Linked DNA regions of Homo sapiens: region 1 is linked to region 2. A link is a contact called in ENCODE Hi-C or POLR2A ChIA-PET data. All regions are on one chromosome and are shown on one strand. The core of a region is the stretch at or near the end of the contact, and the rest is flanking DNA. Distances in the headings are between cores, read along the strand shown.

Region 1 (2,700 bases), core at 53-2,552, 190 kb after region 2:
TTTCTGCAACCACCCCCATTGGGTCTGAACAATTTGTTGGGATGGCTCAAAGAATTCAGGGAAACACATTTGCTGATTTTATTATAAAGGATACAGGTGAATAGATTGATAATGGTGAGGTATTAGGTGAGGGGAGGTGGTGTGGTGTGTGGAGCTTCCATGCCCTGTCTGGGTGTACTACCCTCCCAGCACTTTCATGTGTTCAGCAATTGGTCTATGGGTGGTGGGGCTGAAAGTTCATACCCTCTAATCACTTGATTTTTCCTGTTACTGGCCCTGTGCTGAGACTGTTGGGGGCCCCAGTCTAAGTGACTATTAACATAAACTTGAGTTATCACAGGGACTTGATAACTTGATTTCACCTCAAGTGATCCGCCTGCCTCTACCTCCCAGTGTGCTGGGATAACAGGCGTGAGCCACCACGCTCGAGCCAGAATCAATTTTATAATTTGGCATTTTGTTCTCCCATAAGGACTTACCAGGTCCTAATAAATTTTGGCCATATGTGTTGAAAAAGATACACTTAAGTTATAAAATTCTCCTATAGAATATAATTTTAGGGTTTGAAGATGGATCTTAGTGATCATCTAAACCTTATACAGATTTTGGAAGGTTAACTGAATTGTTTTCACATAGCTGATTAGTGTGAGCCTAGATTAGAATCCAGGATGTATCTCCTATTCTGTGATCTTTCCATAGGACTCATTTTGGAATTCTGTAAAATGAGTAAAAATTCATAGACTGTAAAAAAGGGATTTGAGGCCGGGCGTGGTGACTCACGTCTGTAATCCCAGCACTTTAGGAGGCCAAGGCTGGTGGATCACCTGAGGTCAGGAGTTCAAGACCAGCCTGGCCAACATGGTGAAACCCCGTTTCTACTAAAAATACAAAAATTAGCCGGGTATGGTGGCACATGCCTGTGGTCCCAGCTACTCGGGAGGCTGAGGCAGGAGAATTGCTTGAACCCGGGAGGCAGAGGTTGCAGTGAGCCCAGATCCCGCCACTGAACTCCAGCCTGGGTGACAGAGCGAGACTCTGTCTCAAAAAAAAAAAAAAAAAAAAAAAAAAAACCAAAAACAAACAAACAAAAAAAAAAACAACAAAACCACACACACAAAAAACAAATAATTAAAATTTAAAAAAAAAGGTACTTGAAATTGTTGGGGAATGGAGACCTCTGTTGATTAAGCCACTGAAATCAATTCTTGTTATTGACTTTTGCCACCTTCTCATTCGTGTGTGGGTCCCTGGAATTCCCCTGTACCGAGCTGCTCTTGTTTGTCTTTTAAGTCAGCATTTTCCCCAGTCCTGCCTGGATGCATATGGGTTTCCTGCTTTCCTCTTTTGTCATTTTCTCTGAAATAAATGTAAGACTTCTTGTAATTTTTAAGTGATTTCATAGCTAACATAAAGCACAGTAATAAAAATTAGCATCTGGGCCGGGTGCGGTGGCTCATGCCTGTAATCCCAGCACTTTGGGAGGCCGAAGCAGGGGGATCACCTGAGGTTGGGAGTTCGAGACCAGCTGGACCAACGTGGAAAAACCCTGTCTCTACTAAAAGTACAAAACTAGCTGGGCTTGGTGGCGCGTGCCTGTAATCCTAGCTACTCGGGAGGCTGAGCAGGAGAATCGCTTGAACCTGGGAGGCAGAGGTTGTAGTGAGCTGAGATCGTGTCATTGCACTTCAGCCTGGGCAACAAGAGTGAGACCCTGTCTCAAAAAAAAAAAAAAAATCTGGAAAGATACACAAAACATTAAAAAAAGCTTGTAAATACTTGTCTTCATTTAAATGTTAACTTGAAGTTAAGATTGGTAATTTAAAAAATTAAAAAAAAAATAGAGACAGGGTCTCACTATCTTGCCCAGGCTGGTCTTGAACTACTGAGCTCAGGAGATGCTTCTGCCTTGGCCTCCCAAAGTGTGATTACAGATGTGAGCCATTGAGCCTGGCTGATAATTGTTAACGTGCGTTGAAATTCTCAATGCTTTTTGGACCTGACTCTTGATTAATTTATATAGGCCCTCATAATGATGATGATTTTACTCTTAGAATTTGGAACACCAGTTCTAAATTCTGAATTCTTCTAATTAAAAATTAGCTTTAGAAAATAGTTGACAATTTAAACTTTTTTTTTTTTTTTTTGAGATGGAGTCTCGCTCTGTCGCCCAAGCTGGAATGCAGTGGTGTGATCTCTGCTCACTGTAACCTCTGCCCCCCAGGTTCAAACGATTCTCCTGCCTCAGCCTCCTGAGTAGTTGGGATTACAGGTTCCTGCTATCACACCCAGCTGATTTTTGTATTTTTAGTAGAGATGGGGTTTCATCATATTGTCCAGGCTGGTCTTGAACTCCTGACCTCAGGTGATCAACCTGACTCGGCCTCTCATAGTGCTAGGATTACAGGCACGAGCCACTGCACCCCGCCCAATTTGAACTCTTAACTAGCAGTATTTGAGATTTGTTTCTTTGCCCAAAGTGGTTTTGACAAACACAATACTTTCTAGTGATACTTTTATTGTACCTTTTCTGTCTTATTCTTTCTCAGAATCATCATTTATGAATTCTATTTGTAATTAACCTCTTGTTTTCTGCCATAGACTTTTGTTTACCCACATCGTTTCTCTTTTTAATATTGTTCTGAGTAATTGGAACAGACATTAATTAGTATTGCATTCTCTACTTAAACGGCAGTATTTATT
Region 2 (2,700 bases), core at 35-2,534:
CCGTGACTTCCCAGTTGCCAAATATTTTCATCTCCCTTACCATGAGCATCTGGTTTCAGATGCATGGTTAAAGATATGACCAGACAGACAGAGAAGCACCTCAGCAGAGCTTCCTAAAACACCTTCAGGATGGCAGGCATTGTGTATGCTCAATCTGCTGCTGCTATTATTAGAGTCACTTCATACTGACTAAGCTGTTATTGAGGAAGAAGTGGATTAAGACTTATGGAGTCTGAGTGGTAAATGCATGATGCAGGGCTTTTAGGGCAAGATCGGTGGCATGCAGTTTTATTCAGCACCACACCTCAAATGCTCAGCAGGGCAACCTGTGTTAAGGGCACTCTCTAAGCAGCAACCAGGCAGTTCAAATGTTTGAATGACTCATCCTAATTGACCTTCTACTGCAGTCCAACCAGCCTCAGGGATGGGCAGTCTGGCAGCATGGTGCCACAAGATAGGAAGCATGGAGCAAAGGAGGGGAAGCAAGGCAGCTGACAAATGTCCACAGACTGGGCAGATGAGTCACATTGTCCCCCTGTGCCTCTGCTTCCCCATGAAGTTCAGGGACAAGAACACCTGCCTCCTATTTGTCTTCTGAGGTTGTTTTGAGGACTGGAGATAATGTTGGCCAACTGCTTAGAACTCTGAAAATTGCTAGAGCAGAAATACAAATGGAATGTCAAATCACAGTGGACATTTTGAACCCTAGCCTCTCCAATAGATAGAGGTGTGCCATTTAAGTCTTTAATTAATGCAATGTCATTACATGACAACCTAACTAGTAATTAGAGAGCCGTTAGATACAAAAAACTCAACTAAATTGTGATGTGGCTGCTTCTCAAGTAGAGTCCTTATAGATGGGGGCAGAGAAAGAAAGAGCCCTTGAGAGGTGCATGCTGGACACTGTAATTTTTTGTAAATGGTATCTGTTCAGAGTGGGTATGGAAGAAGAGCCCAGACCAGGTGCGGTGGCTCACGCCTGTAATCCCAGCACTTTGGGAGGCTGAGGTGGGTGGGTCATTTGAGGTCCAGAGTTCAAGACCAGCCTGGCCAAACCTGTCTCTACTAAAAATACAAAAATTAGCCAGGTGTGGTGGCGTGCACCTGTAGTCTCAGCTACTCAGGAGGCTGAGGCAGGAGAATCACTTGAACCCAGGAGGCAGAGGTTGCAGTGAGCTGAGATCTTAAAAAAAAAATAAAAAGAGGAAAGAAGATCCCACCACATTCCAACAGAGACAGCTGATGACAATCTACTTGATACTTGAGTTGGATCCAGAGTGGGGTGTGTACCTGCTGGCCATTTGCCATGGATCTGACTCATGGACCTGACCTGTGCCCAAGTGAACAGGGAGCAGCACTGTGGGCAAAAAGCACACCCAAGTGAAGTCCCTAGATAGAGGTGGCTTCTCCAGAGAGAGAATAAATAATGAATAAGAAAATTAGATATCTGGGCTTCATTTATTCCTACAGGAAACAGAAAAGAAAAATTGAGAAAAATTTACATCCTTAGAAGACTGCAAAGTAACTCACCTCTCTGAAGCAGAATCAGAAAACCATAGAACAGGTTGAGGTGGAAAGGCAATGGAATGAAAGGAAAAGGGAGATGAACTCGGATAGCAGAGTTAAAATTCATAATAGAGATAATGAGGAACAGAATTGGCAATGTGATGTCACCTTTCTCAAGGCAGTTTAGAACATGTTGCTGGGCATGGTGACACGTGCTTGTAGTCCTAGATACTTGGGAGACTCAGCTGGGAGGATTGCTTGAGCCTAGAAGTTCAAGACCAGCCTGGGCAACAAAAAAGAACATGTATTAATGTACTTAAATACATATGTGGCCTTTTACCCAACAAGTCATTTCTAAAAATTTAATAAGAGGAAATAGCAGTACAAATTTGCAATGATATAATATATGGAATGTTAATCAGGGCTTTTACAGTAGAAAAATCAAACAGAAAAGAACCTGAGTGTCCACCAATAGAGAAGTAGTTAAATAAATTATGGTATTAAAAGATCATAATATTAATATGAAAATAATATGAAGCAACTATTAAACTAATTTATTTAGCACAGAAAGATATTTATTTAGCACATGCTATGTTATTAAAGAGATATAATGCAGGAAACAAAATAATACATAGAGTAAGATAGTGTTGTTTTTTTTTTTTAAAGTCTATGTGTGTATGAAGCATAGAAAAAGAAGTCCAGGCTGGGTGCGATGGCTCATGCCTGTAATCTCAGCACTTTGAGAAGCTGAGGTGGGAGGATCTCTTCAGCTCAGGAGTTCAAGACCAGTTTGGGCAACATAAGAAAACTTTGTCTGTACGAAAAATAAAAAATTAGCTGGGTGTGGTGGCACGCACTGTAGTGCTAGCTACTCAGGAGGCTAAGGTGGGAGAATTGCCTAAGCCCAGAAGGTTCAGGGTACAGTGAACCATGATTGCACACTGCACTCCAGCCTAGGCAACAAAGCAAGACCCTGTCTGAAAAAGAAGGAAAAGAAAGCAAAGCAAAACAAGAAAGCAAGGAAGGAAGAAAGAAAGGAAGAAAGGAAGAAAGGAAGGAAGTCTGGAAAGACTGCATTGTTCACTTTTGCTGCATAACAGACCACCCTAAAACTCAATGGCTTAAAAAATAACAACCATTTCTTTCATTCATCATTTTGCAGGGCAGCAATTTGGGCTGTGTTCAGCTGGGCCG

The links. Hi-C counts contacts between places; a loop is a spot of excess contacts on that map. ChIA-PET counts read pairs that join two places held with the same protein, here RNA polymerase II (POLR2A). Pooled maps may share reads with other maps.
Region 1: a loop to region 2 is called in a pooled map, with 5 times the contacts of the local background. The contact joins two enhancer-like sites. A Hi-C loop is called at or near these places in 2 of 37 single-sample maps with no recorded cell type and 8 of 50 pooled maps. POLR2A ChIA-PET finds 5 or more read pairs at or near these places in 1 of 52 experiments (OCI-LY7).

What each region holds. Positions count from the first base shown.
Region 1 is chr5:57,218,334-57,221,033 of GRCh38, forward strand. All of the region lies in intron 3 of GPBP1 (GC-rich promoter binding protein 1), which reads left to right. Among named protein-coding and RNA genes, the nearest start is that of GPBP1, 46 kb to the left of the region's middle. Within about 2 kb of position 1,303, at least 5 of the 41 ENCODE cell types and tissues checked have a DNase peak (open chromatin) inside an H3K27ac peak, as active enhancers do.
Region 2 is chr5:57,031,992-57,034,691 of GRCh38, forward strand. It overlaps LOC124900981 (a long non-coding RNA gene), which reads left to right. Exons shown (of 2, transcript XR_007058778.1): 2 at 2,669-2,700. Among named protein-coding and RNA genes, the nearest start is that of MIER3, 81 kb to the left of the region's middle. Within about 2 kb of position 1,285, at least 2 of the 41 ENCODE cell types and tissues checked have a DNase peak (open chromatin) inside an H3K27ac peak, as active enhancers do.